2 separate regions of the Homo sapiens genome follow, and region 2 is linked to region 1. Evidence: read pairs that join two places in POLR2A ChIA-PET (ENCODE). Cell type or tissue: PC-3. All regions are shown on one strand. Region 1 overlaps PPP6R1 (protein phosphatase 6 regulatory subunit 1). Region 2 overlaps PRKCG (protein kinase C gamma).

Evidence for each region. ChIA-PET counts read pairs that join two places held together with the same protein. Peaks named below come from ENCODE experiments on the same cell type or tissue, not always from the same donor. Only the 100,000 strongest peaks of a DNase experiment are listed, where the experiment ranks them.
Region 2: POLR2A ChIA-PET joins it to region 1 with 6 read pairs; 1 of 35 experiments calls an interaction of 5 or more read pairs at or near these places.

Annotation. Positions count from the first base shown.
Region 1 is chr19:55,249,443-55,253,442 of GRCh38, reverse strand. The region is part of intron 1 of PPP6R1 (protein phosphatase 6 regulatory subunit 1); the gene reads left to right. Among named protein-coding and RNA genes, the nearest start is that of MIR6803, 6.2 kb to the right of the region's middle. RefSeq lists an enhancer at 1,718-1,867. In PC-3, no CTCF peak of the experiment used is centred here; a DNase peak (open chromatin) is centred at 1,612; H3K27ac peaks cover 1,710 bases.
Region 2 is chr19:53,892,983-53,896,982 of GRCh38, reverse strand. It overlaps PRKCG (protein kinase C gamma), which reads right to left. Exons shown (of 18, transcript NM_002739.5): 8 at 3,908-3,995; 9 at 3,592-3,621. Among named protein-coding and RNA genes, the nearest start is that of PRKCG, 13 kb to the right of the region's middle. RefSeq lists an enhancer at 3,857-4,000. In PC-3, no CTCF peak of the experiment used is centred here; a DNase peak (open chromatin) is centred at 2,042.

The DNA of each region.
Region 1 (4,000 bases):
TTTCCCCGAAGCAGATGGTTAGTCTGTACCAGGGGTAGGGGGTTTGGGGGCCGAGGGCCATGCCTGTGCCCTTTAATCAGGTATCTTAGAAGTGAACGGTGGGCCTCAGTGTGAGAATTTCTGCCTGTTGTTTAGAGACCAGGGCACACTGGAAGCCTCTTGCTAGCCATGTGGCTCCACCCCTCTGGGCCCCTCTTCCACATGAGACTCTGTCGGAATAATAAGAATTCTTTACTTGGTCTTGATGTGGAGCCGAGACAAGTGTCTCTGCAAGTGCGGGTCCATGGATTTTCTACAGATGCTGGCTTGGTGCTGCTCCTATCCCGTCCCCACTGTGGAGGGGCTCACTTAGCTTAGAGCTGTTGGTGGTGAGGGATGGGGAAGGGGTAACCTGGGTGAGTGCCCCAGGGCTGAGCCTTGGCAGCTTCAGCTCTGCCAGGCTGGCCGGCATCTCATCAGCTCTGCGGACGCTGGGACATAGTGCAAGGCCTGAGCCTGGCCCTGGCTCTGTCCCTGCCATGGCCGATGGCCTGAGGCAGGTTTTTTTTTTTCCCCCAACAGTTTTTATTGAGATATTCTGTACAGTTCATCCATTTAGAGTGTACAGCCAGGCGCAGTGGCTCACGCCTGTAAGCCCAGCACTTTGGGAGGCCGAGGCAGGCAGATCACTTGAGGTCAGGCATTCAAGACCAGCCTGGCCAACGTGGTGAAACCCCGTCTGTACTAAAAAAATGCAAAAATTAGGCCGGGCGTGGTGATTCATGCCTGTAATCCCAGTGCTTTGGGAGGCCCAGGCAGGCGGATCACAAGGTCAGTAGTTCGAGACCAGCCTGGCCAATATGGTGAAACCCCGTCTTTACTAAAAAAACACACACAAAAATTAGCTGGGTGTGGTGGCGCACTCCTGTAATCCCAGGTACTCAGGCTGAGGTGGGAGAATTGCTTAAAACCGGGAGGCGGAGATTGCAGTGAGCCGAGATCGCGCCGCTGCACTCCAGCCTGGGTGACAGAGCGAAACTCTGTCTCAAAAAAAAAAAAAAAAAAAATCAGCCAAGAATGGTGGTGCGCACCTGTAGTCCCCACTACTCGGGAGGCTGAGGCAGGAGATATGCTTGAACCCAGGAGCTGGAGGTTGCGGTGAGCCGAGATCGCGCCACTGCACTCCAGGCTGGGTGACAGAGAGAGACTCTGTCTCAAGAAAAAAAATAATAAATAAAGGGTACAATTCAGTGGTTCTTAGTGTATTCACAACGTTGTGGAAACATCACCACAATTGATTTTGGAACTTTTTTTTAATCACCCTTTCCTTTCAGGAACTTCGCCCAATCCCCGCCAGCTCCTGGAAGCCTGTAAGCTCTTTTCTGTCTCTATGGATTTGCCTGTTCTGGATGCTTCACATAGTTGGAGGCCTGCAGTGTGTGGTTCCTTGGGACTGGCTTTGCTGGCATGGCATGGGCAGCCTATCAGCCTGCTTGGTCTCCCACGGAGAAAGAGGCTGTGTGTGTGTGCTTGCCACGTCTCGGTGCTTTGCTCGCCACAGCCTTAGGCCGGAAATTGGCAGAGTCATGATAAATTTGGCGGTTGCCCCTTGAGATTATTCTGGTCCCAGGTACACCCAGATCAGGAAATCCATTCCCCCTCCCGCTTCCCTCAGCACGCTGGTGAGTCACCTTTGCTGAGCCTGAGTTTTCTCATCTGTGACATGGACACTTGGTGGTCGGCCTGTCGCATTCCTTGTCAAGCGGGCTGGGAAGTAGGGGATGGTCCCTTGAGGAGGTCTAGCATCTGGGCAGAAGTGGGGAGGTGGGGAGTTACCACTGTGCACACAGAGGTTCCCGGAGCAAGGAAGGGAAACAGTTGTATTTCCTTGTGAGGTGGTGGTGCCTTCGTCACTCTTGACACAGGGGAAAATACACACCCATTGCCTGCCCAGGGCGATCTTGCACTTTCCCCCACCTCCTGATTTAGGGACCCCGTAGGAGTGGCTGGGAGGGGCCGGAGTGGGAGTGATTTCACTTCGTCTAACGCCCTGACAGGTACGGCAGCCTCCTGCCTGGGAGGAGCTGGGGCCTTGTGAAAATGAGGTTTGCTTTTCAGCTAATACTTGTGAGCGTTTATTGCCAGGGCCAGGTTCCATGCTAGGTGCTGCCCTCAGGTGCCCATGGTAACCTAGGGGGAAGGTTCTAGAGGAAGCATTGTAGGGCCACGAGTGTGTACCTCCAGTGCTTCATTGCTGTGTCACAGAGATGCTTCCAGGCGGCAGGTCAGAACGCACAGCTCAGGGAGACAGGGAGACAGTGGTGGACAAAGGCGGGGCTGGGGGCTGCTTGAGCCAGGCAGGCCAGGGAAGGCCCTTCTGTGAGGTGAATGCTTAGTAAGAGATCTGAGGATGAGAAAGTGAGTTATTAGGACAAAGTCGCTGGGGTAGACCCAAGCTTAGTGTGTTCTGAAAACAGAAGGCCAGCTTGGCCAGGGCAAGTAGGGAGTGGGAGGTCATTGAGGGTCCCAGGCGCTGACCCGATGAGAGGGCGGTTCTGATTTTCCCTTCAGCAAGCTCTGCATGGCTGTGGGGAGAGGGAACGAGCAGGGGTCGCCTGCGGTCGAGTGTGGGGGGCCTGCCGTCAAGTGGTGGTCATGCAGGCAGAAGGGGTGGGATGGTTATGTTTGGGGAGGTCAGCGGTGCCTGGGTCGGGGTGGGAGGCCTGATAAGTCCCTAGATTTCTGGTGGTGCTGGGTTGGAGGAGAACTCAGGCCTCTGGCCGAACTGTGCTGTCACAGCTGGGCTGGGAGGGTCCTGAGGACCACAGCCCTCCATCCTGAATCCAGGGATGTCTGTTGAGTAAGCACTAGCAGCTGGGGACAAGGTGGACAGGGAGTTTACCATCCAGACAGGTCCCTTCAGGGTGGGCCTGGAAATGGCAGGCTCCTCCCTGAGGTGAGAGTCGGGGTCACTGTGGCCAGGGCTAGTCCCTCAGGCAGAGCAAGTGCTGGAGCCGGCTCAGCGGGAACTCGCTCATTCATCCCTTAAGTGTCCACTACACAGGCCCTGTGCTGGGACAAGGGCTCTGCACCCTGAAAATACAACTTCTGAAAGCTGAGAGTGCCAGCTTCACTGCCCGCCAACCCCTGGATCGGGGCATAGGCATTTACTTTGGTGTGCCTCAGTTTCCTCTCCTGTAAAATAAGGCCATTCCCTGGAGGGTGGTTGTGAGAGTTGGTGGAGGTGATGGCTGTGAAGTCCTTTTCAGAGTAGTCAGCGCAGTGCAGGTGCTGGAGCGCAGTGGCTGATACCATCGACATCATTGCCTGGAATGCCCCCATCCACCCAGACCCGCAGGGCCTCCTGGATATCCATCCAGCACTGTGCCTCAGGCAGCCACGGGCTGTGCAGGAGACACCTGAAGTGGCAGCCCCAGGAGCACTGGCGAGGTGGCATGGGGCACGGCCTCCCCAGGGCACTGGGGTCACCGTGGGCATGGAGGTCAGTCAGTGAGCTGGCTGGGCAGGGGCACGAGAGCCTGGATGCAGGCTTGGTGGAGTGCACATCACCGAGCAGGTGCGGGTACTCATGTTTGTGCTTTAAAAGGATTTTTTTTTTTTTCCGAGACAGAGTGTTGCTCTGCCACCCAGGCTGGAGTGCAGTGGCGCAATCTCGACTCACTGCAACCTCCGCTCCCGGGTTCAGGCAGTTCTCCTGCCTCAGCCTCCCGAGTAGCTGGGACTATAGGCACACACCACCATGCCCGGCTAATTTTTGTATTTTTAGTAGACACGGGGTTTCATCATGTTGGCCAGACTGGTGTCAAACTCCTGACCCCGGGTGATCTGCCTGCCTGGGCCTCCCAAAGTGCTGGGATTATAGGCGTGAGCCACCACACCCAACCTTAGAAGGAATATTGGGAGTCTGGGCATGGTGGCTCATGCCTGTAATCCCAACACTTTGAGAGGCCCAGGTGGGCGGATCACCTGAGGTTAGGAGTTCAAGGCCAGCCTGGCTAAC
Region 2 (4,000 bases), 1.4 Mb after region 1:
TCCCAAACACCCTTTAGACCTTGACTCAAGCATCACTTCATAGAGGCCTCGCCTGACTTTTTAAACTGGGTCAGATGCCTCTCTTACCACCCCTTGGTCACCATGGACAGCACCTTCCTGGCACTTTTATTCTTAGTAATTTACATCTATCTGTGTGACTATCTGCTTTCTGCCTGTGAGCTCCCTAAGGCAGGGGTCTGCTTTGTTCGCTAAGACACAGTAACACTGCCTACCTCATTGAGGCTACATAAATATTTGTTGAGGGCTGGGTGCGGTGGCTCATGCCTGTAATCCCAGCACTTTGGGAGGCCGAGGTGGGCAGATCACCTGAGGTCAGGAGTTCAAGACCAGCCTGGCCAACATGGCGAAGCCCCATCTCTACTAGCAATATAAAAATTAGTAGGACATGGTGGCACATGCCTGTAGTCCCAGCTACTTGGGAGGCCAAGGCAGGAGAATCGCTTGAACCCGGGAGGCAGAGGTTGCAGTGAGCTGAGATCGCTCCACTGCATTCCAGCCTGGGCGACAGAGCGAGACTGTGTCTCAAATAGATAAATACATAATAATAATAATAATAATAATAATAATAATAATAATAATAATAATCAGGGCTGTTTCTGTTTGCTGTGTTGTTAGCCCCGTACCTAGCTCAAGGCTTGGCACAGAGTTGGTGTTCATTGGTAATATTAAGTGGTGCCTGCTGAACTGTGGGAGAGTGCTGTGAGCCACAACAGGCACACACACCACCCTACACTCCCTGCCTCTAGGCCTTTGCCCACCATCTGCCCTGCTGGGTTTCTTGGGTTTGTACGGGAGGATCATCCCTGCTGATCTCAAAAGACTCTACCTCTTTGGCTCAGAATGTCCTCCCGCTGGTACCCTTGTCTCCTGCAGAGCCCATTCTCTCTTTTTTTTTTTTTTCTGAGATAGAGTCTCGCTCTGTCACCCAGGCTGTAGTGCAGTGGCACGATCTCGGCTCATTGCAAGCTCCACCTCCCAGGTTCATGCCATTCTCCTGCCTCAGCCTCCTGAGTACCTGGGACTACAGGCACCCACCACCACGCCCAGCTAATTTTTTTGTATTTTTAGTAGAGACGGGGATTCACCGTGTTAGCCAGGATGGTCTCGATCTCCTGACCTCGTGATCCACCCGCCTTGGCCTCCCAAAGTGCTGGGATGACAGGCGTGAGCCACTGCGCCCGGCCGCAGAGCCCATTCTCAAACTTAACTTTGCAAAAGGATCACCTGAGGAATTAATTTAGTAGGCAGACATTTGAGGCATCAGAGAGATCGTCACTGAGTAGGTCTGCAGAAAGGCTGGGGAATGTGCTTTTAAAAGCAAGCACTCTAGGAATTCTGATGCAGGTGAACCCCCACACACAACATTAAAAACTCTGGTGAAAGTTTCTGTAAGAGTCCAGTAAAGACTATAACATGTTGTTGCTGTTGTTGAATCTTGAAGATTCTTGTCTTCTTTTTTTTTTTTTTTTTTTTTGAGACAGAGTCTCCCTCTGTCATCCAGGCTGGAGTGCAGTGGAGCGATCTGGGCTCACTGCAGCCTCTACTTCCCGGAATCCAGCAATTCTCCTGCCTCAGCCTTCCGAGTAGCTGGGATTACAGGCGCCTCCACCATGCCCAGCTGATTTTTGTATTTTTTAGTAGAGATGGGGTTTTGCCACGCTGGCCAGGCTGGTCTCAAACTCCTGACCTCAGGTGATCCGCCCGCCTTACTAGGATCACAGACATGAGGCATCGTGCCCAGTCTATCATATGCTTATATATTTTGTTTAATGTCTTCCTCCCGGTGTAAATCCCATAAGGAAAGGAACTTTTTTGTTTGTTTGTTTGTTCTTTCCCTGCTTTCTCTATATCCCCAGTGAGTAGAGCCACGCCTGGCACACAAAGATGCTCTGTAAAGTATTTTTTGAAAGGGTAAATGAGGGAGAGAGCATTACTTCCTCCTGCCTGAAAATCTGGTCTCTCCTTTGGGAAATCCCGCCCTTCTACCAGGTCTCACCTCTCTAGGAAGCTTTCTCTGACTCAGGCTGTGCCAGGGACGCCCCAGTGCCTGAGGCTGTCTCCATTACAGCAGCATTGCTCCTCGTTGTGAATGTCTGGGTTTGTAACTTTGTCCTCCACTAGAAGAAGAGCTCCACCAGGGAATGGCCTGATTCTATTCCCAGAACAGGGCCTGGCTTATGACACCCTAGAAAATGGGTATTCGTCTGGGCGTGGTCGCTCACGCCTCTAATCTCAGCGCTTTGGGAGGCCAAGGCGGGTGGATCACTTGAGGTCAGGAGTTCGAGACCAGCCTGGCCAACATGTCGAAACCCCATCTCTACTAAAAATACAAAAATTAGCCAGGTGTGGTGGTGCGCTCCTGTAATCCCAACTACTCAGGAGGCTGAGGCAGGAGAATCACTTGAATCTGGGAGGCAGAGGTTGCAGTGAGCTGAGACTGCATCACTGCACTCCAACCTGGGTGACAAAAGGAGATTCTGTCTCAAAAAAAAAAAGAAAGAAAGAAAGAAAGAAAAAGAAGGATATTCAGTGAGTGAATGAATGAATGGAGAGATTAAGATGATCATGCTTGATAGATTTTTTAAAACTCAAGAATCGGCTGGGTGTGGTGGCTCACGCCTGTAATCCCAGCACTTTGGGAGGCTGAGGCGGGTGGATCACCAGGTCAGGAGATCGAGACCATCCTGGCTAACACGGTGAAACCCCATCTCTACTAAAAATACAAAAAATTAGCCGGGCATGGTGGTGGGCGCCTGTAGTCCCAGCTACTCAGGAGGCTGATGCAGGAGAATGGCGTGAACCCAGGAGGCGGAGCTTGCAGTGAGCCGAGATCGCACCACTGCACTCCAGCCTGGGCGTCACAGCGAGACTCCGTCTCAAAAAAAAAATAAAAAACTCAAGAATCGGTCGGGCGCAGTGGCTCATGCCTGTAATCCCAGCACTTTGGGAGGCCAAGGCAGGCGGATCACCTGAGTTTGGGAGTTTGAGATCAGCCTGGCCAACATGGCGAAATCCCATCTCTACTAAAAATAAAAAAAAAATTAGCTGGGTGTGGTGGCGGTCACCTGTAATCCCAGCTACTCAGGAGGCTGAGGCAAGAGAATTGCTTGAACCCGGGAGCTGGAGGTTGCAGTGAGGCGAGATTGTGCCATTGCACTCCAGCCTGGGCGACAGAAATAAAAATAAAAATAAAAATAAAAATAAATTAAAAAATTTTAAAAAACCTCAAGAATCAATTCAGGCGTCACCTCCTCAGGGAAGTCCTCCCTGACCACCCTCCCCCAGGCTGGATTAGTGCCTCCGTTAGGCCTCTTCAGTGCCCTGGGCTACCTCTAATTTAGCACATCTTCCTGTATTTTAAGTATCTGTGACTGTGTCCCTACCTTGGAGAGTTGCTTGAGGGTCAGATTCATCTCTGGATCCTGGATTATTCAGCAAGCACAAGACAGGCCTAGCACAAATGTGTGCTCAACTCATGTGTGGGGAATTGAAGACAGAAGTCAGAGGAGGAATAAGAAATCAGAGAAGTAGGCAAAAACTGCCTCCATTCAACGCCCTGGTTCTACTCACCTCATACAATTCCAGGGGGTAGTTACAAGCCTGGGAGAAAAGAAAGAGAGAGTCAGGGTCCCAAGAGATGCAGGGGATCGCCCTAGAACAGGGGCTGGTGGCCCCTAGTACCCTCAAGCCATGGCGATAGATAGGAACTATAATTCCCATCAGACCCTGGGGCTCGAGTCCCCTAGAAGAGCAGAGGAGGGAGTCCTAGGGTCTTCTGGGAACTGTAGTCCCAGGACCAGCGGGCACTCAGGGGTGGAAGGAAAGGCCAGCTCTGAACCGTGGGAGGCTGGGCTGGGCTCCCTTGAGGAAGCCAGGGTCTGGGTACCTCAAACTTCTGGAGGAGGCTGCAGTTGTCAGCATCGGCCACCGGCACATTGTAATACTCGCCCTCCTCCTGGTTCAGTAACTTGTACCTGAC